Regions from separate parts of the Homo sapiens genome. Here region 1 is linked to region 2. Evidence: chromatin loops called from intact Hi-C (ENCODE). Cell type or tissue: thyroid gland. All regions are shown on one strand. Links, peaks and the distances in the headings refer to the core of each region. The heading gives the core; the rest is flanking DNA. Region 1 overlaps CCDC85C (coiled-coil domain containing 85C). Region 2 has its middle 15 kb from the start of HHIPL1.

What was found. Peaks named below come from ENCODE experiments on the same cell type or tissue, not always from the same donor. Only the 100,000 strongest peaks of a DNase experiment are listed, where the experiment ranks them.
Region 1: it touches region 2 in a loop (10-fold over the local background); 109 of 110 quality-filtered maps call a loop at or near these places.

What each region holds. Positions count from the first base shown.
Region 1 is chr14:99,513,548-99,523,969 of GRCh38, forward strand. CCDC85C (coiled-coil domain containing 85C) reads right to left here. Exons shown (of 6, transcript NM_001144995.2): 3 at 8,586-8,693; 4 at 3,541-3,636; 5 at 2,641-2,739; 6 at 1-1,788. The coding sequence ends at 1,699. Among named protein-coding and RNA genes, the nearest start is that of CCNK, 37 kb to the left of the region's middle. RefSeq lists enhancers at 8,201-8,760, 8,761-9,322. In thyroid gland, for the core only: a CTCF peak has its summit at 5,054 (motif pointing right); a DNase peak (open chromatin) is centred at 5,054.
Region 2 is chr14:99,624,477-99,634,898 of GRCh38, forward strand. It overlaps a transcript of HHIPL1 not described here. Among named protein-coding and RNA genes, the nearest start is that of HHIPL1, 15 kb to the right of the region's middle. RefSeq lists enhancers at 1-255, 4,421-4,470. In thyroid gland, for the core only: a CTCF peak has its summit at 4,554 (motif pointing left); a DNase peak (open chromatin) is centred at 4,555.

The DNA of each region.
Region 1 (10,422 bases), core at 1,010-9,009, 110 kb before region 2:
TCCCCTGAGAGCAAACGGGCAGCAAGAACTGCTCAGAATAGAGCCGCCAGCTAGGGAGAGGGACAGGGCGGCCATCTCCCTCCTCTTGCCTGCATCCCCAGCCCTGGGCCTGCATGAGACCTGCTGGGTAGGAAGACAGCCTCTCTGGGCTCTTCAGGTGGGGCTGAGCAGCCCCTGGAAGAGCACAGGAGTCTGACGAGGACCTGGTGAGGTCCTGGACCCAAGAGCTAGGGCTGCTTACAGTGGCATGAGCGGATGTGGGGAAGCGGCCTGTCCCCGTGCTGCAGCTGTGGGATCAAAATCCCTGTCATGTGCCACACATCACCCCCTCTAGGCCTTACTTTCCTCACACACACAGTTTTCTATTGCACTTTACAGTTTATACATGGTCATTTACACTGAAGATCTCACTTGATGCCAGAATCCTGTGAGGAGGGCCTTATGCTGCCCATTTTACTACTGAGGACACGGGCTCAGAGTGGGGAGGCAACTCTCCACCCGCAGCGACTGCAAGGCAGCAGAACTCAGCTCCACCCGGCCCGCCCTCAGCCGTCGGCTGTTGGCTCACGCCCCCTCAGTGAGGACCCCTGCCCTGTGGCGCTGGATGACCTGGAGCCATAAGCATGGCCGAAAAGGAACCTCAGAGACCTGTTTCCACCAAGAGCCCAGACAGGCTGAGTGAACTGCTAAAGGTCACACCACAAACTAAAGGCAGAACCTGGCCAGACACGCTCCTTCCCAAAAAGAACAGAACTCTCATCTGCAGCCTACACAGCTCTGTCCACAGGGACCCAAGATGCAGCCAGGCCCTGGGGGAGGTCACAGCCAACCAGAGCCCCAGCTGTGGCCCAGTGCTGCCCATCAGGAAAATCACATGTGGCTCAGCCCAGAAACTCTCCCCAGGCCCTTCCTGTTACTGGCCTGTCATGTAAACCACGAAAAGGGACGTGCCTCAGGCATGGGGCAGGAGGAGCCCAAGAAGGGCATAGCCTGGACAGGGTGGCAGGGGGACATTGCAGAGACTGGGGGGGAGGGGGATGACCTCCAAAAGCAAGGAGCAGCGGGCATCGGGTGGCTGAGCACAGATCCCCAGGTGTGAGGGCACCCTGACCTCCAAGGCTGAGGGTCACAGGAAGGGCCCAGGGCAGCCTCCAGCCAGCCACAGATGTGGTGAGTGGCCTTGTCCACATGCCGGGGACCCAGTGCTTGGGGGGCCTGGGGCCAGGCCACGGCATTTGGGCAAGAAGTGGTGCCACCTGCGTCAAGACCCAGGTAGTGGTGGTCTCTGTCCAGTGTGGGTGGCAGCCGGGGAGTAGAGGGTTTGATGAGTGGCCCCTCCATCCCAGGCAGGACAGAGGAGCCTGGACAGTTCCCAGGCTGGATCTCAGAAGCAGCCTGCAGCCTCTTGCTCATGGAGCCCAGGGCCCAGAGGGGGAATGAGGCGTCCGGGCCGCTCTGCTGCAGGAACAGTCGCAGCGTCTCGTCTTCCCAGGTTGCTGGTGTATGAGGCGGGAGATGGCGGCTTGGGCCAGTGCATCGGACCCATGGCAGCTGGGCCAGGGCGGGCAGCGTCCTATGTACAGTTCACCACAGAGGAAGAAGACAGGGGCTGGGCTGGAGGTCCTGCCCGTGTCTGGGGCCTGAAACTCCCCCTGGGGACCCCCAGCAGGGCCAGTCCACGTCCACAGAAGAGTGGCCCTACAAAGGCCCCTTGAACTGGTTCCCAGACAGGTGCTGCCGTATGGAGGGCTTGGAGCTGGCTGCATCTCCCAGCTTTCTCCAGACCACCTGTGGAGAGGAGAGAGATGTGAGTGGTGGGACTCACCCGCGTCCACCTGCCGCCTATGCACATCCGCCGCCTCATCACGGCAGAATCACCCACGTCCTCAGAGCCATGGGGCCAGGAGGGACACGGAGGCCACTGCAGGCCCAGAGACACCCACACCAGGTCTTTGCATGCCGCGCTAACTATCGGGCCTGAGCAGGTCACTGCTGGGGTGTGGCTCAGCCTTGCAGCTGTCCAGTGGGGTCCACAGGCCCCACTAGGTGATGCGGGGGAGGGGCTGCACAGTTCAGAGCCTCTCGCCCCCCCTTTAAGTCCTGGGTTCAGACCCTATGAAACTCCTTCCCCGATGGCTCCTGCAAGCACCCCCAAGGAGACCGCCGATGGTGCTCAGCTGGGTCGAGCACGGAGCTCTCCTGGGCAGCCCCAGCCTGGTGGGCTGGAGGGTTCCACCTGGACCTCCTGCTCTGAGCACCATCTGCCCAGCCAGCAGCCACAGGGGGCACCAGCAAGCTGAGAGGCCCGGGGGCCAGCACCCAGGGAACACCTGGGGTGAACAAACCAGTCCCGGGGGGGTGGGGGGCTCAAGCTCTATCCAGAACCCCAGGCACGGCACTCCTGGGGAGGGCGGATCTGCAGACACCAGGGGCCCTCTGGGAAGGGCAGGGGGCAGCGAGATGACAACGGGCCAGGGCTCCTAGCACCTCTGAGGCCTCCCCCCAGCTATCCAAGGTCACCCAGCCTTCGCTGAGCATTCGAGAAATGGAGTCCCACATGGGGAAGGGTATGGCCATGCTGGGTGGCCCTGGTCGCACTCCCAGTGCCAAGCCTCTGCCCCCCACCCCTGGAAGCCTCACGTTGCACATCTCGCGAACGATGGCCTTCTCCTTCTCACTCAGGTCCTCCTCACAGCTGTCCTGGAGCTGCCGGTCCAGATTCTCGTGTACCTCCAGGACCTGAAGGGAACGGGTCTCGGGGTCAGGGGCAGAGGCCACCGGCAGACCTCGGGCAAGTCACCTGGCCCCTGATCCTCAGCCTCCCCTGCTGCGAACCAAAGCTGAGGACCCTGAGCCGCTGGGCCCCTGGGGACAAGCGTGGAAAAAACTGAGGGGCAGGTTGTCATCTCACCCTGCTGACACTGGATGCCCTACAAGGGAAGCAGCTCATGGCTGGGCCACCCGGGAGGAAGTAGACAGGCTGGGCAAGGAAGACCCTCAGACAGGTGGACTCACTGCAACCCAGGGCCCGCTGGAGATGAGTGGGCACTCGCCACGTGGAGGGGGTGTGAGTAGGCGTGGCCGTGCATGCATGTGGGATGTCATGGGGCACGTACGTAGGAGGAAGGGGGGCATGGGAGTGGGGACTGTGCTCAGGTGTGCACAGCCTGGAGGAACCGGAGCCCATCGGACTCACCAGTCTGCACCTGCAGAGGCTGGGCCTGGCAGACCTGAGGTTAGTTCTAGCCCCACTCCTGCCCCTCTCTCTCTGGCCTTAGTTGGGTGCCTGCCCTCCCCGACCCCAGGCCTCAGTCTTGTTAGGTGCAGTAGCTCAGGGATGGCAGACAGGTGACACACTTATGACTGCCACCTCTGAGTTCAACCTCACAGTGCTCCAGGCAGCCATGGTCACCCAGCCACCCACACACAGATGAAACCTCCCACCCCTGCCACTTGGATACCCCTAGGTGCAAAGGTCCCACAGTCTCACAGTGCACCCAGCATCTGAGGACTTCTGAGGGAGCGGGTAGTGGCCCTCACCTTCATGGCATGCACGACAGCCTCGGGCTTCTGTCCTGCAGGGCTGTAGCCAGCAGAGGGGGGCGAGGGCAGCTCAGGTGCGGGGCAGGCCGGGCCCTGGGGAAGGCAATCACACATCTCAGCTCACCCTGGCTGGCTCCCACAGGAATGACCGGTGGCTCAGACAAGGCCCCCATTCTGAGGGGCCAGGGCCCAGGCAGGAGGAAAAGGGGACCGGGGTGAGGCAGAGGAGGCAGGTGTGAGGATGGAGACCCAAGGAGCCCACAGCCAGTCTGGCCAGTCCCGCCCACCAGGTCTTCTGCAGATGAAATGGTCCCTGATAGCACAGAGGCAAGAGGGGCAGTCCAGGGCCCACCCACACCTCTCAGGCTCCTCTACAACACCCCACAGATAAGACCTAGCGTCTGTTTTGCAAGGAAAGTAAGTTCAGCCTAGGGAGGGCAAGAGACCCAGATCACAGCAAGACCAGGAAGGTCTGGACTTAACCCTGGCACCTGACTCCAAACTCCCTTCCCCTGCCCACCCTGGAGCCACCGGTGGGCGAGGCCGGCTTCGCCCTGAGCACTCCCTGGGGCCTGCCTCCCAGCTGCCACCTCCCAGCCCTGCGGGATGAATTGGCTGCCAGGTGCCCAGCTCCCACATCAGGCCTTGGGGAGGGGACCCAGCCTCTGTCAGAAGCTGCGTGTCTACCCAGGGGCAGGCAGTCCCACCCCCAGCTTCCTGCCTGGAAGGGTCCATGTGGCTGGGAAGCCAGGTGCAGGGCTTCTGCCTCGGGCTGCAGTGGGGACCACAGGGGCCCAACAGAAACCAGCAGGTCACAAGATGCTGGGAGAGGCTTGGGAGGAACTTACAAGTGCCCAGAGCCAGACAGAAAACACCCAGCGGTGCCCTGTGGGCCCTGGAAGCGGGGTTTCCAGGACATCTTCGGGGCTCCCACCTCTGGCAATCCTTGGGCCAACCATGGAAGCTGAGTCTGCCGCCCTCTCTGTAAATGGGGCCCTGATGACGCCTCCCAACGGCCTGGCAAGCTCAGGGAGCTGGGCTGGAATCCCACCCACCCAGGCCTGCATCATGGGGCCACCTAACACTGCAGGGCTGGGTTCTGCGACCCTCAGGACCTGGAACCCCCTGCAGGCCTGGCAGCCAACCCCTGGTGCCCTCCCCGCCCGCCCTGGCCTGGACCTGCTCCCAGGGCCTTGCAGGTTGACCGGCTCCCGCCTCCACATGGAGACCAGGCCCCACCCCTGAGGCTAGGGGGCCTGGGAGCTGCTACCTCCGGAGGCCCCCCGAGCCCTGGGGTCTAGGAAAGCGTCATTGAGGTGGGGCTCAACCCACGCTGAGCCTCGGTTTCCTCGTCTGGACAATAGAAAGGGTCCTCTGCCCCAGGGTGTGTGCAGACCCCTAACTCCAGCCCAGGCTGTTGGGTCTCTGTAGTGTAGGGAACCCAACAGGGACGCTGGGGATTCCCCCTGGGGCAACGCAAGGCGGCACTCCCCGCGCCAGACAGCAGGGGGCGCCAGTCGCACACATACGGCCCTGGGAGACCTGGGCACCTACACCTTCCTGCACCTTCCGCTGCAGAACACAGGCCATGTGCCAGCCGGCCCCTGGCACCTCTGGCCTCATCTGCACCAGGCCCCTGGGCTGCCTGTCCTGTTACAGCCCCCGGCTCTAGGGGGCTGGGATTTCTGCAGCACAGGCAGGAGGGAAGCCAGGAGCGTGGGGGTGGGCTGTGCAAGCCGCCCCTCTCCTGCCCGCCTCACTGGGCAGTGGTGGGTGCCAGCGAGGGCATGGCCCGGGATCCTGAAAGTGACACCAGGACTAGACAAAGCCCTAGTGTTACCTCCAGGGCATTCCCGGGGTGCAGGGGCCCCCACCTGTACTAGAACTCAGCCCCCTCGGGCCACACACACCTCCCACTGACTAGGTACCCACTTAGGGCAGATGGGCCCACTGAGTCCTTGCCACACTGCTCCCAGCAGGCACTATCTTTTTACATGTTCATACATGCCTTTTTTTTTTTTTTTTTTTTTTTTTTTTTTTTGAGTGAGAGGATCTCACTCTGTCGCCCAGGCTGAAGTACAGTGGCACCATCTCAGCTCACTGCAGCCTTGACCTCCCAGGCTCAAGCAATCCTCCCACCCCAGCTTCCAGCGTAGTTGGAACTACAGATGCACACCACCATGCCCAGCTTTTTTTTTTTTTTTTTGGTAGAGATGGGGTTTCATCATGTTGCCCAGGCTGGTCTTGAACTCCTGGACTCAAGCAATCCTCCTGTCTTGGCCTCCCAAAGTGATGGGATTATAGGCGTGAGCCACTGAGCCTGGCCTACATGCCCACTTTACAGACAAGGAGAGTGAGGCTAAGAGAATGGCTTGCCCAAGACCAAACAGCTTGTAAACAATGGGGCTGGGCGCCAAACCCAAGTCTGTGGGACTCCTGAGCTGGTGCCCAAAGTGAGGATACCAGTGTGCACCAGAGAGAACTGAAAATAGACATCCACAAAATACCTGTCGCCAAACGCTCAGAGCAACACCATTCATGTGAGCCCAAACATGGAAACGATCCAAATGTACAGCAACAAATGAAGGAATCATGTGTTCCACCCACACAATGGAATAGTATTCAGCCATGAAAAGCAATGAAGACCAATACAGGGTACCTGTGGCTGGACCCTGAGAACAAGATTTGGAGTGAAAGAAGCCTGACACAAAAGGCCACACGTCATGTGATTCCATTTATACGAAATATCCAGAATTGGCAAATCCGTGGAAACAGAAAGCACCAACCAGTCGGTGGTTGCTGGTGGCTGGGAGGAAGGGGGACGGGAGTGACGGCCGATGGGTACAGGGTGTCTTTCTGGGGTGATGAAAATGTTCTACTGTGATGACGGCACAAGTCTGAGTGTCCTCCCTTAGGAGGCTGATGGGTATAAACCACCTCCCACCCTCCACTGGGCACCTGCCCTGACAGCCAGTGGATGGAGGGTATGGGCAGCAGTGGGCAGGGAGGGGGTGTCCACCCCAGAGAGTCACCTGCTTTACCCAGGGACTCTCCAGCATGCCCTCAATGTGCCCATGACCCACAGGTAGCCTTAAAGGAGACTTGCCTGGGTCTGGAAGGGCCTGTGTGCCAGGCAGTGTCTGAGCCCGGAGACGGCCCTCTCTGGATAACCCCCTCACTCTCCCCGGGGGTCCAAGTGCCAGACATGGGCTCTCCAGGCCCCAGCAAGGGCCTCTGGCCCTGGCCCCTCCACAGCAGCCACTTCTCCAGGCTTCATCGGCCCCTCCCACGAGATACCTTGACCCCTCAACCCCCACTCCTGGGGGCCTGCCCGCCGACCAGCCCCGATCACGGCCCCTGCACCTCAGTTCATCCCATTCCTGGGGGCCTGCCCGCCGACCAGCCCCAATCACGGCCCCTGCACCTCAGTTCATCCCACTCCTGGGGGCCTGCCCGCCGACCAGCCCCGATCACGGCCCCTGCACCTCAGTTCATCCCACTCCTGGGGGCCTGCCCGCCGACCAGCCCTGATCATGGCCCCTGAACCTCAGTTTATCACCCGGCCTCCTGGCCTCATGGAGGAGCGACCCCTGCACAGCCCCCACGCTGGCCCCTGACCTCTAGGCACACACAGGCACCAGGACGCACTCACCATGGGGCCCTGGCCATCCACCCCACCCCTGTGAGCCTCACTTCCTCCTCTCCAAAGTAGGGGACACCCCTTCATGCACAGAGCAGTCTAGAGGAAAAAAGGAGGCAAGAGGAACAAACCCTTTCCCAAGGCTGCCTCCTCCAGGAAGCCTTCCTGAACATTCCTGAACTCTGACAGCATTTTATCCGCACTCTCAGGCCTTGAGGCTCGGCCCATGCCTGAGGTGTGCTCTCCAGAGGCCTGCAGGGAGACAGCATCTGGCGGGCCTGGTACATGTGAGAGCTGTGCTTGCACAGCACTTCCCAACCTGCAGGCCACGCGGAAGACTTCAGGACATAGCACTGAGTAACTGCTAGCTGCTATTACTCCCTCCCACGATCTGAATGAATGAGAGGCACGGGGCATGAAGACTAAGGAGCCAGCCCCGTGAGGGCATCCCTTGGCTTTTCAGAGCCCTCCACCATGAAACAGTTAGAGCCTCGTTCAGCCACGGGACTCCGGATAAATGCTTGGAATATCGGCCATTGGCGGGCTTTGCTGCCTGCACAGGCTCTACAGCTGCATTCCTGGAGAAGGTGGAAGGGCAGCAAAAGAGAAATCGCAGAGCCAGCAGCCAGCACTGAGGCCCAGCAAGCTCTGCACCGGGGGCCTGGGGTCAGCCTTGTGGGCAAGGGGTGCAGGGAAGAGAGCAGGAAGGGGCACAGCTGCTACAAGCGCACGTGCTGCCCAAGAAGCACCTCCATACACGGCTCTGCAGGTGCCGCAACGAGAACAGCCGATGCTTCCCAAGCATCCGCTACACACCCACCAAGGCTCCTGGAGGCGTGAAGTCCCACAAGGCAAGGCCCCCAGTCCTAGGAGGGCAAGTGGGCCTGGACTCCTGTGGCTCCCCACTGCCATCATATCTATCTACAGGGCACAGTCCTGAGCTAGGTTCCACTTCCCGGGAGCTGGCTCCAAGCCGCCCACCCCATTCCCTCCAGGCCAGGTCAGCCAGGTAGGGGCAGAGGATACCCCTGGAGGCATCAGGCTGGTCATTTCAGTGCAGAATCCACAAACCTGAACCCCAAGCTCCAGGGCTGGCCGGGTACCCTCTCCCCACCGTGGCCAAGGAGTGGCACAGGCTAATGAGCTGCTCAGAGGGACAGGGGCTAGGCACGGGCAGCCCTGCGCACGTGGCCTCTGGAGACTGCCCCGCACCTCCAGCAGTGTCAACCCACCTGGGGCTCCGCCTCTAACTGCCACACTGGATGGGACACGGACACAGGGCCTAGGGCTGGGGCTGAACTCAGGCACCCAGATCCTTGTGCCCCTCCGGGCAGGTCACTGGCCCGCCTGAGCCTCAGCCCCTCATCCAGAACATGTGGGCTTTTTTGGGGTGCACACTCACGTTCTGCAGGGAGTCCTGGTAGGAGGGCGGCAGGGACGCAAGCTGGGACTCCGAGTGGTAGGGCGAGAAGCCTTTCCGCAGCGTGCGGAACTCTCCGGAGCCTGCCTGCTGCAGGGGAGAGAAGGAGAGGGGTTAGACGGAGGGCCAGGCTGAGGAGGACAAGGGCCCTGGGCATGGCTCCTCACGGCAGCAGGGGCTGCTCAAAGGCACGGCCCCGGAGGACCCCTCCACCCTCCCCTCCACACCGCTTATCCATCCCCCGAGCCGGGATCAATCGATCTTCACTCTCCCCAGCTCAAATGTCAGCGATCCACTCTCCAACGTGGGCTTTGTAAACATTTGTTGGATGGCTGAATAAACAGAATGAATGAATGAATGAAGAAGAGCCAGTGAGAGCGAGTGAGGAGAGAGTGTCTCTCCCACCCCGTGACTCACCCTGGCTCCTCCGCTCCAACTTCCTGCCCTTGGGTCCCTGCACAGACGGCACCACTCACAGGGCCTGGGCCAGCCATCGGCAGCAGATGGGGCCACATCCACAGGCGAGGCCTCCCACCTCCCACGGGTTCGGGGCTCTCTCGGGATGCTCCGCCCAGGCTGCCTCCCCCATCGGATGGGCAGGGAGCTCCTAAAGCAGGTCCTGGGTGCTGCCTCTGAATCCCTGAGAACTCGTGCAAGCTGTGGGGTTGTAACTAACTCCTGCACACAGGAGGGAGGGAGGAAGGCTTGGCCTTAGACCCTTTGCTTAAGAGCAAAGCAAACACCACCGACCCCCAGAATTTGGGGCTGGGGCTGGGACCAGGAGCCAGAATGAATCCACAGGTCCCATAAACTTCTCTGGTCAGTCCCACAGTGCCCCTCCCCTGGCCCGGCCCAGCAGAAGGCCCGGCCTTTCTTTTCTTTCTGCATCACTAAAGGGTTTTGGGTGTTTCTGGCCGAAACACCCTTTTCTACTTCAAAGGAACTGAGAGAAAGTGGCTGGGCAGATAAAACCCTGCGGAATGTCCCATAAATCAGCAGGCTGTTGAGTTACCCAAACAAACTGCAGGGGCAGGGGAGGCCCAGGCTGGGGCTGGGCTGGGGCAGGGGCAAGGAAGGCAGGACAGGCTGCAGCCATGTCTGGGGTCCCAGTTCCACTCACCAGCCCCTCGGCCTGGCTGTGAAAGATCCCACACACACCCTGCTTGCCTCCCTCAAAAGCTGGACCTGGCCCCGCACTTCTCACAAGCCCCAGCCTCACTGAGGTCCAGCTCTTGTGTTCTCCCAGCCCCATCAGAGCCCTGGCCAGGCCCCCCACTGGGGCTGGGAGGTCTCAAGAGCTTGGCTCAAGGGCCAGCAAACAGCCGTGTCCTGCGGGGGTGAGGAGGCAAGTGGATGCTCTATTACCAGCTCCCACGGAGCCAAGACAGGAAAGCAGGGATCCGGCACTGACTCCCCTCATTAAATAGCCCACGCCCACCAGACGCCGGTCAGCCAGGGCAGCCGGGCACTGGAGGCTGGGAGCTGCTTCCTGGGCCTCAGGGAGGACCTGGGTGTGGTCCAAGGTCAGGGAGGGACATAAAGGAGAGACAGAGAAGTGGGAACCAACCTTCCTGCAGGGCCCCCAAAGTGTGATGGGTTTTAGATAACCCTGGCGAGCATCACAAAGGGGTCTCAGCACGGGGGCCTTGGGCACAGCCCTGAACCATCAAATGGGACTGCCATGCCCTGACCACGGCATTAACCCTGGCTGACCCTGCCTAGGTTAACTAGAGGCACTCACGGCCCGCAGGTGGAGGTCAGATCAAGGAAAGCCCCCTCCCCACCCACCAGGTACCAAAAAGAGGAAGAGGCTACAGCC
Region 2 (10,422 bases), core at 1,168-9,167:
CTCCCATATGGTCGGGCATTTACAGCCCCAGCTCCCAACCTAGGCACACCCCACCTCTTCTCCGACCTTGACAGCAGCAGGAGTGGGATCCAGCTCCCTGTGCCCCACATCTCCATCCTGGGATCTGAGGATCTGAGGCAGAGCAGGCAGCAGCCCAAGCAGTTGGCCTGCCAGTGAGTGTGAGTTTGTTCTTGGGGCCGGGCAGCCTCTGCAGGCCACCAACGCCTTCTGCCTCCTCCCCGCACCACTCCCAGCAACTGTGATTCTCTACTCTCTTTTCCCCAGGAACCTACTTCAGGGAACCATACAGAGGCCAAATTCAGAATCCCTACTTGAACCGCTGACCTTTTGCCCTCTCCAAGGCCGGAAGCAAGCCCTTGCCTGATGCACGCCTCAGTCGCCCCGTCTGTAAAGTGGGCAGCCCATCAAATTCACATCTCCCTGGCTGAGAGTCATCTGGAGAAATAATGACTATGTGACCTAATGAAAATTGCACGGTGCCTGCCGAGCGAGGTGGGTAAGCCACTGGCCCAACGCTGTCATTACAGGAGGTGAAGCAGCGCGTGGGCTGATGACTGGCAAGGGGTGCAGCCGCAGGAACCTTTCATCATGGGTTCCCTTGGGAGGCCAGGTAGGTCAGCTCTGAAAGCACCCGGTGCTGCGGGGCCTGCCTTCCTGTGGCTTCGGCTTGGGCGCCATCCCAAGCCGGGTTGGCCAGAACTCTGCCTGTGCAGCCCCGCCCCCAGGCAAGCAGGAAACAATGCACCTGAGCAACCTCCTCCCATCTGCAGAGGAGGAAGCTAAGGTGTAGGGGGGTCAAGGCACTGGCCTAAGGTCCCACAGCCAAGGGGTGGCTGGGAGGTGCAATCAGGTCTGCCTGGCACAGAGTCTGGTCTCCTGACCACGATGCCAAACTGGTTATTATTGTCACCACAATAGAATACTAATAATAGTTGTCGTAATTATTATTATTGTGGAGGGCTGTTCTCCAGGCAGGCAGGTCTGGGTTGCTGCGTCACTGGGGCCAGGAGGCTGGCTAGTGCCCACAATGAGGCAGGGTCCTGTCCCAAACAGCACTAGGAGAATGCTGGAGATGGGAGGCTGAGCCCATCCTGCAGCCTGGGTCAGCAGCCTGGGGCCTCACCCCCACCCTCCATCCAATGCTGGGTGGCGGGCAGCCTCTCCAATGCCCATCTGCCCTGGAGGGCTCTGGTGATGGATACAGTGGAGATTCGTTGATATGAACATTAAACATTCAACCAGAGGCACTCACTGCTTTAATAAAACACAGCCCCCCATGCCAGCCAAGAACCCTGAGTTTCAAAGGTTCCTGCTCTTGCTGGTTAAAGTCTCCTGCATGGACCCTGGGCCTAGGCTGCCAGAGCCCAAAGCCTGGTGCTTGTGCCCACTCCTCGTGTGACCTTTGGCAAGACTCCCCACAAGTTGTTCTGTTTCCCCATCTGCATAACAGTGCAAAATTCAAAGTCGTTGTGAGGATGAAGTGAGCTAGCCCTGTGTCTGGCCCACATCCACACTAGATGAATGCCTGCATTGCTACCCCGTCAGGTGGGTGCAGCCAGAGGATCGGGCGGCCTGATGCTGGAGGAGTCACCGAGAGATGACTGTAGACTGACTTTGACGCTATGAGAATGGGTGGCCTCTCATGATGTAGTCAACGTGTGGCTGCTGTGGCTGTGACATTCCTGTGACCCCAGCAGGCATCTGCTCTGGGCTGGTGAAACCAGAATGCTTGCTGGCCATGGGGATACAGGTGTGTGTGGGTGTAGCGGGGTGTGTGTGTGTGTGTGTGTGTGTATGCATGTGTGATCCTCGGGGCTCTGAGACTGCAGGGAGCCTGCAAAACATGTTCCCAGCTTCCCTGCTCCCATCAGGATTCCAGCTGGATCTTGTTCTGCTCTGTCCTGCCAGCCCGGACTGTGGGAAAGATGTGGAAACTGCTCCGGACCCATTCCTGGCCTGCAGGACACGGCCCATCCAGCTACCTCCACTCTGGGCTTGGAGGTCAACGCCAAAGCCTGGAGGTCAGGGAGTCCAGTGCCTCTGTCAGCCCCAAGCTGGCCCTGTGAGCTCCCAACAGGATGGGTGCCCAGACTGCAGTTTGCCTGAAAGGGATGGCTCTGTAGACACAGGCCTGAGAAGGGCTGGGGTAATTTCTTTCTGCTCTCTGAGGCAGTATTCTAGGTCCTGGGGATCTGGGCATGGCCAGGATTCCTCTCTCCCTGATGTGTGCCCTGCATACTCTATGCCTAGGTGACACAACACAGGGCTCAGGGTCTAGCAGTGCCCAGCTCAGGTCTTCTGAAAGCTGGGCCTGCAGGCTCCTCTGCGCTCCCCTCTCCTGGCTCCCCGAATCTGTTCCTCCCCCCTCGAAGCATCCCAGCCACCCTGCAGAGCCTGATGCAGGGCTTATCCCTTGGGGAATATTGGGGCAGTGAGGGAGAGAGTAATATGTCACTGAATGGCTCAGGACAGGGGGAGCACCAGGGACTGTGTGTGACATGGAGTTAGTGCTCACCAAGACACTTGAGCCTGAGTCTGTCAGAGCCCAGAGCCAGAGCTCTCACTCATAATGCCACACCACCCCTTTCACCCATCCATCTATCCAGCTATCCATCCGTCCATCCATCCATCCACCCACCTACCCATCCATCCATCCACCTATCTGTCCCTGTATCCATTCATCTACTCTTCTATCTTCCCATCCATCCATCCATCCATCCATCCATCCATCCATCCATCCACTCACCCACCTACCTACCCATTCATCTATCCACCTATCTGTTCATCTATTCATCCATCTACTCTTCCATCTTCCCATCCATCTATCCATCCATCTGCCCATCCATCCATCCATCCATCCATCCATCCATCCGTCCATCCAACCATCCATCCATCTGTCCATTCATCTGCCCATCTACCTGCCCATCCATCTGTCCATCTATCCATCCATCCTTGTCTACATTTCTTCATTCAGTTCCCATCTCCTAAGCCCCTAGTGGTGCCACATTCTGTGCCAGGTGCCAGGGTGCCAGGGATGAATGAGGAGAGGTCATGATACTCATTCAGGCCGGAGAGACAAGTCTGGGCATTGTTTCAGTGGAGGATGGGGTAACAAGTGCTCTGGAAGGTCAGCCCAGGAAGCTGGGGCAACTGCAAGAGGCAGGAAAGTGTTGCTGAAGTCCAGGTAAGCTGGGCTTGGCCGGAGAACACACTGAGTTGCGGGGAGCACTGGAACAGGCCTTAAGAGCTGGAAAGGAAGTCACCAGGCAAAAAGGGGGACTGTCCAAGGCAGCCCAGACAGAGGCAGCAGGACACACAAATGCAGGATGAGAAAGGAACATTTGGAGATGACAAGTGGACAGAGCAGAGTCAGTGAGGTCAGGATGGGCTGGGAGGAGAAGAAGGCAGGAAAGGCCCCCGAGGAGGAAGGGCTGGAATGCATGGCCAACAATCTGCACCTGATTCTTTAGGCAGTGGGAGGGGCGGCTGTTAGGCAGGGAAGATGCATGATCAGTTTGGCAGTCCTAGAGGGGGATGGATTGGAGGGGGCAGGCCATGAGGGACTGCTGTGATGGGCTAGACGACCAGTGCTGGTGGGAGGACCGAGGCCCAGAGAGAGGTGAGACCTGCCAAGGTCCTAAAGTGAGTGCTCCCCAGGCAGGCAGGAGCCCAGGTCCCCAGGTAGCATGGCAAAGGGCCCAGATGCTGAGGCCATGGGACTGGATGGGGCAGGTGTGCTGTGGCTTTGTGTGGGGGCAGTCTCTTCCTTTCTGTCCTCTCTAAATGAAAACAACACCAACAGCCGGGGGCGGTGGCTCACGCCTGTCATCCCAGCTCTTTGTGAAGCCGAGACGGGTGAATCACCTGAGGTCAGGAGTTCGAGACCAGCCTGGCCAACAGGATGAAACCCCGTCTCTACTAAAAATACAAAAAATTAGCCAGGCCTGGTGGCGGGCATCTGTAATCCCAGCTACTTGGGAGGCTGAGGCAGGAGCATCACTTGAACCCAAGAGGCAGAGGTTGCAGTGAGTTGAGATCATGTCATTGCACCCGAGCCTGGGCAACAAGAGTGAAACTCCAACTCAAAAAAAAAAAAAAAGAAAAAAAGAAAAAAAAAGAAAACAACACCAACAAAGTTTGGTAAGCATGTATTTTCTTTCCTTTTCTGGGGAGGTAAGTGGGGGTCACAGGTGACCCCAGCTTCTTGTTCCCAAACCCCTGGACCCCTCCCCTCCTGAATGCTGGAGGTTGCACAGTCCAGTGGGTCCCTTCTAGCTTCCTGTGTGGCCTCAGCTCTCTTCCCCTCTCGGGCCTCAGTTTCCCTGTGGCTTCATAGAGCTAGCCATACCTGCTCTGCCCACTGTGAAGGGTGGCAGGAGGATGGAAGACGAGGTAGTGCTTCTGGAAATTCGAGATGCCAAGTCCAAGCCTAGGTGCCTCCCTGCCTCCGAGGAGCCTCCCCTGATGTCCTGGTCACCGCGGCGCTGTGCTGTGGCCACCAGCAAGACCGGCGGCACCAAGGGGCCCCCTAGCGGCCCGAGGAGTTGCTGCAGCCACCTGGGCCCAGCATGTCCTTCCCAGACACCCGCGGATGTAGGACCTTTCTTGGGGACCCAGATCACGTGCCAGGCACTGCGCTGGGTGCCAGGCCAGGGAAACACCATCTCCTGGCAGCCCTGTGAGGTGGGCCTTTCCCCACCTTATACCTGTGCACACCTCCAGGGGACTGTTTCATATCATCAGGCTGCTGGACAGCCACAGGCTGGACTATGCCGCTGAAAATCAGTGAAATAAACAAGAGGCAGAACATACATAAAAAAAACATGAATATGTATTTATCTTAAAAATAAAGACTGAGTCTGCTGGCACAGGCATGGGCTCTCTCTGGAAGATTACATAAGAGACTGGCATCACGCAGGGTTTTCTGGAAGGCTACCTGGGAGGCGGGGGCAGGGGCGTAGGCACAGGGTAGGAGGGACCCGTGTTCACTGAATTTCGTTTTAGACTTCCTGATTTTTTTTTTTAATGGAGTCTCTGTCGCCCAGGCTGGAGTGCAGTGGCACAATCTTGGCTCACTGCAACCTCCACCTCCTGGGTTCAAGTGATTCTCCTGCCTCAGCCTCCCAAGTAGCTGGGATTACAGGTGCGTGCCACCACGCCCGGCTAATTTTTTTTTTTGTATTTTAGTACAGACAAGGTTTCACCATGTTGGCCAGGCTGGTCTCGAACTCTTGACCTCAGGTGATCTGCCCGCCTCAGCCTCCCGAAGTGCTGGGATTACAGGCGTAAGCCACCGCGCCCAGCCCTTTCTGATTTTTGAACTATATAGAAGTATTGTCTATACTTAAAAATACACTAAAGATTTAAGAAGTCATAGACTCATAGGCTCAGGGACAGAAAGCAGCCTGAAAGTGTTCTCATTTTCCCTTCAGTTACAGCAGAACTGACAGGAGGCCGCTTGACAACTATTTACTTGCCTGCCTCCAGTGATGGGGTGCTCATCCCTTAAGTGGCCAATTCCCAGTGTAGAAAAACTCTCTCTCTATGAGTGGAGATGCATTGCCCTGGTTTCTACCCACTTCCTCAGATAACCATGTGGGAGTCTGTAGGAAAGCTAGTATTGGCTGAGCCTCCACTGTGTGCCAGTCAGTGGCTATGGATTCAGCCCCGGAGGAGCTCAGAATCCAATTTCTGGGATCTCAGCATTGGGCAGGGCACTGAGGCCATTTGGTAGAAGCTGCAGCCAATGCAGGACCTGCCCCATCGCACACCGGGCAGGCGGTGGTTAATAACAAGGGAGAGGAAGCCCCTGGTCCATCTGCAGTCCCTGTCATTCCATCGCGTTTCATCATCTGACTCCGCCTCCTCTGTCAGCCTTTACAGAAAGGCCTTGGCCTCCAAGGTGTGGTACTCACACCCTTACACTGGGTGCTCTCATTGGCTGCATCTGACTGGGCCTCAGCCAGCCTAGATTCCAGCTCAGCATCCCTGAGCCTCAGTTTTCTCATCTATAAGATGGGGGTTAATAACAGTACTCACCCAGGAAGCGGCTAGGAGGAGCAAGTGGGACGATGGTGATAGGCATTGTGGGGTGTGGAGGGAGCCCAAGAGGTGACGGAGGGGAAGGGTCCACCGCCGAAGGCCGCTGCCAGCACATAGCATGTGGGTCTCAGGAACAGGACATGCGGCCTCCCGGTCACACAGACTCTGTTAGTTTGCTAGGGCTGCTACGCCTGCAGACTTTGATTCCCTTGCCATTCTGGAGGTTGGAAGTCCGAGATCGAGGTGTCTGCAGCAGCCTTCCTTCTGAGGCTACAAAGTCGATATTCTGTCCCCTGTCTCTCTCCTGGCCTATGGGGGCTGCTGGCAATCCTGGTGTTCCTGGGCTTGTGGAAGCATCACTGGATCTCCGCTTTCCCCTGCATGTGGCCTTCTCCCTGCACGCATGTCCTCTGTCCAAATGTCCCCTTCTGATAAGACCCCAAATCCTACTGGATAAGGATGCACTCTAATGACCTCAGCTTCACTAATTCCATCTGCAGTGGCTCCATTTTCTTTCTTTCTTTCTTTCTTTCTTTCTTTCTTTCTTTCTTTCTTTCTTTCTTTCTTTCTCTCTCTTTCTTTCTTTCTTTTTTTTTTTGACAGAGTCTTGCTGTGTCACCCAGGCTGGAGTGCAGTCAACCTCTGCCTCCTGGATTCAAGGAATTCTCCTACCTCAGCCCCCAGAGTAGCTGGATTACAGGCATGTGCCACCATACCCGGCTAAGTTTTGTATTTTTGCCAGGCTGGTCTTGAACTCCTGACCTCAGGTAATCTGCCCACCTCAGCCTCCCAAAGTGCTGGGATTACAGGCGTGAGCCACCGCGCCCGGCCTGGTTCCATTTTCAAATACGGTCACCTTCTGGGGTACTGGAGTTAGGGCTTCCACATATGAACTTGGGGGAGACACAGTTCAGCCCGTAACTGATCCCCTACAGTCCTGGCCCCAACACCACTCAGACATGGGAGTCACTTTTGCTTTCTGGGCCTCATTTCCTTGTGTGGACACTGGGTACACACACGTGGGGTTGGACTAGGCATGATCTGAGGGTCCTTTCTGCTCAGAATTTATAGGGACCCTCTGTGACTTCTGGCTCTTGAGATGGAGTCTCGCTCTATCACCTAGGCTAGAGTGCAGTGGTGCAATCTCTGGTCACTGCAACCTTTGCTTCCTGGTTCAAGCAATTCTCCTGCCTCAGCCTCCTGAGTAGCTGGGATTACATGTGTGCGCCACCATGCCCAGCCTTCAACTCTGCCCTATCCCGCCCTCAACTCTGCCTTCCCTATGGTCCAGAGAGATCGCTCCTGCCGTGGGCCTTGACTGTCCTACTGGCCAAAGTGCCCTGGAGCCCCTCCTTTGGCTCTAAGCCCATGCCCCAGACATCCTGGGATGAGGGGTGGGGCTCTAAGCAGAAGGCCAGCCCAGGAGGATTCCCTTGGGATGGGGGCCTGGGACAGAGCCTGGGAGCGAGGCTGGGAGTGGACATGGGGCAGGGCCAGTGGGGGTGAGACCAGCAACACCACTAGCATCTGGCCCATCTACCAGGCACAGCCTGACCTATGTTTTAGGTCTTGCACTAGAGTCTCTGTCATCCGTCTGCAACTGCTGACCCCAGGTAGAGGCAGGCAGAAAGAACAGGAGTAGCTTTGCACACAGGTGCAGGTGCCTGTGTGTTTGAGAATCCCGAACTCTTGCATTGGGGTAGATCTTAAACATTATCCAGGCCCTAGCAGGAATCTTCTTACCTGCACTCTCAGAGGTATCTTTGCAGCCTCTACTGACTTACCTCTGAGGACAGGGAGCTCACTCCCTCTGGGGGAAACCCAATCCCTGTTCATTAGACTGAACTGAAACCCTGTTTCTGTGGGCCCCAGTTCCATTCTCTGGGCTTCACAGGGCAGGGCTGCTTCCTCCTCTCCGCTGAGAACATCCAGTCCTCATCCCATCCCATCCCACATCTCCTCCTACCTCTAAATAGGCTCCCATTTGACCTTATCACCAAGTGGTTCTGAGTAGCCAAGCTCTGAGCAGGCTATCACTTCCCTTTTTCTGAGTGTTAGATCTCTATTAATGCAGCCAGGACCACAGTGGCGTTTGGGTGACTGCATCACCCCCAACTCTTCTCGGACTTGCTCACAGGTGTTGCTCCAAGACCTGCCTCCTGCGCTGTGCTGTACAGGCAAGCGTTAAGACTGAAGTCTCTCCCTTTGTGTCTGCATCGTGGTGCACTGGCCATCACCTCAGCCTATCACGTCCTTTGGAGGCCTAAGTCAGTCATGCGATTTCTTCTCTTGCCAGCCTCAGGCTATTTCAAACCCACATTATGGATAAATTGGTGTGTGTGTGAGAGAGAGAGAGAGAGAAACAGAGAGATAGACTATTTGCATGTATGGATGGGGGAGTGAGGAGGGGATAGAGGGAGGGTCCTATCTGAGGCCTCATGGAGCTGAGACTCAGACCCATCTGGGCGAGTCTGGCCAAGTGGTGAGTGGGTGGGCTGGGTGGGTGGATTCATGTGAGAGACAGAGGCGCCTCCCAGGGACAGGAGAGACACACAGGAAGGCGAGAAGCCCAGCATACTGGGGAAGGCAGCTGCCATTCAAACTACTCCTCAATCAGCCCCAACTGAGACATGGCTGAAGCTAGGCTGGGGGAAAGGTGGATCCTGACAGAGCCACCCCAGGGAACCCCTGCAAGACCCTGCAGCCCAGAAGGTCACCCCCAGGGGAGGGTGCGCCAACCCCTGCACACCTTTGCCTTTCTGCCTTGTGGTTTCAGCTGCAGCCTCGGGGAAGCCAGGTTGACAGGCACTGTGGGGACACCCAGGAGAGAGTCTGTGATGCCTGGCAGACCCCCACAGAGGAACTGAGCAGAGCTGTTTGTGACACATGCCTCCCTGGGGACCCCAGAGCCATGTCACAGCCCATGGAGTGTGGGCCCCTGTGGCTTGAGACCTGCAGAGTTGGGAGGGATGAGCCAGGTCTGGGCCCAGCTAGGGGCCGTGAAGCTGGGATGAGGGTGCAAATCACAATTGGATTTGCACTGCGGAGGGGTCCTGGGCAGGGGAGCCACAGGCTTAGATGAGACTGGGAAATGTTCGAAATTGGGTTTAACTATCCCGCTTACTAAATCTGGGGCTATCAGGAGGAGGGACTCAGGACCCCGCCCTCCCTTACAGGGGCCACTGTCCTTGCTGGGGCTGGAGCAGGAGAGCAGGCAGCCTCCGCCTTCCCCATCTGTAACATGGCAGCCTGTTTTCCAGCTCTGATGTCCAGGTGCTAGGATTGTCGCCTGGAATTTGGGGTTTAAAACAGGCATTCTGATAGCTTTCAGTTGGCATTGCCCTCTCTCCCCCGTGTCCGGGACAGGATCAGAAGGCCCCTGGTGTGTGAGAAAAGCACTGAGTGTGAAGTCAGGGCCTGTCTCCATGCAGGGCTGTAGCCCAGGGACACGTGGAAGCCTGGCGGGGCAGGAGCAAAGCTGCCGTTCAGTCCTCACCAGACTCGGTGGTGAGGAAAGGGAGGCTGCAGAGCGTTTCTGCAGAGGCGCGAGCACTCACAGTTGGCACTGGAAAATCTCCCAGCCGAGGTCCCCCTGGAGACCTGAGCTCAGAGTGTGTAGACATGTCTCCCTCAGGGCTTCTGAGCAGCGAGAGAGGGCACGTATGTGTCTGTGCAAGTGTGTGCACTTCTATTGAGGCTGGGGCTGGAGATGCCTGGGGCCTGGGGTGGCATCTGTCAGCCCCCACACTGGGGGGTCCTTTCCATTATATTTTCCATTTAACTCTTCTCCACCCAGATGAGGAAGTCCCCCGTGACGGCTCTCATTTAGTTGTAGAGCTAGAAGTGTTCACAGGTGTGCTGGGGAAAATAAGTCTTACTCGAGCAAATAAATGAACCGGGCTTTGGCTGCGGGACTTCTCAGAGCATGCAGAGTTGTTTCTTGAATCTCTGAGAGGGACTTAGAATGTGGCATTTCCCATACTTCTCTAACTACAGCACCCTAAGCAGCCCCAGCTCCTGGGAAGAGCACTGAGAAACCATATTTTACAGGACAGAGCATGGGAAGTGTTAGAATGTTTGAAATCGGCATCTCCCAGAACAGCTGGGCCACACGGTTGTGGTGCAGATAAGGAAACGGGCTCAGCCAGGGCCTTCTCTAGGGTCACGCAGTAAGTTAGAAAGATGGTGGATTTGGCCCCAGGACCATCTAGCTGGGGGAACGTGGTCAGGCAGCGATGGCAAGTCAGGGGAGGAAGGCAGGCCGAGAGCCAGGCTGGCAGTCCGCAGCGGGAGTGCTGTTGTTTTTCATTGGTTTCTTTTTGTTGATGAATTGATTTTCAAACTTCCTCTGACAGGAAA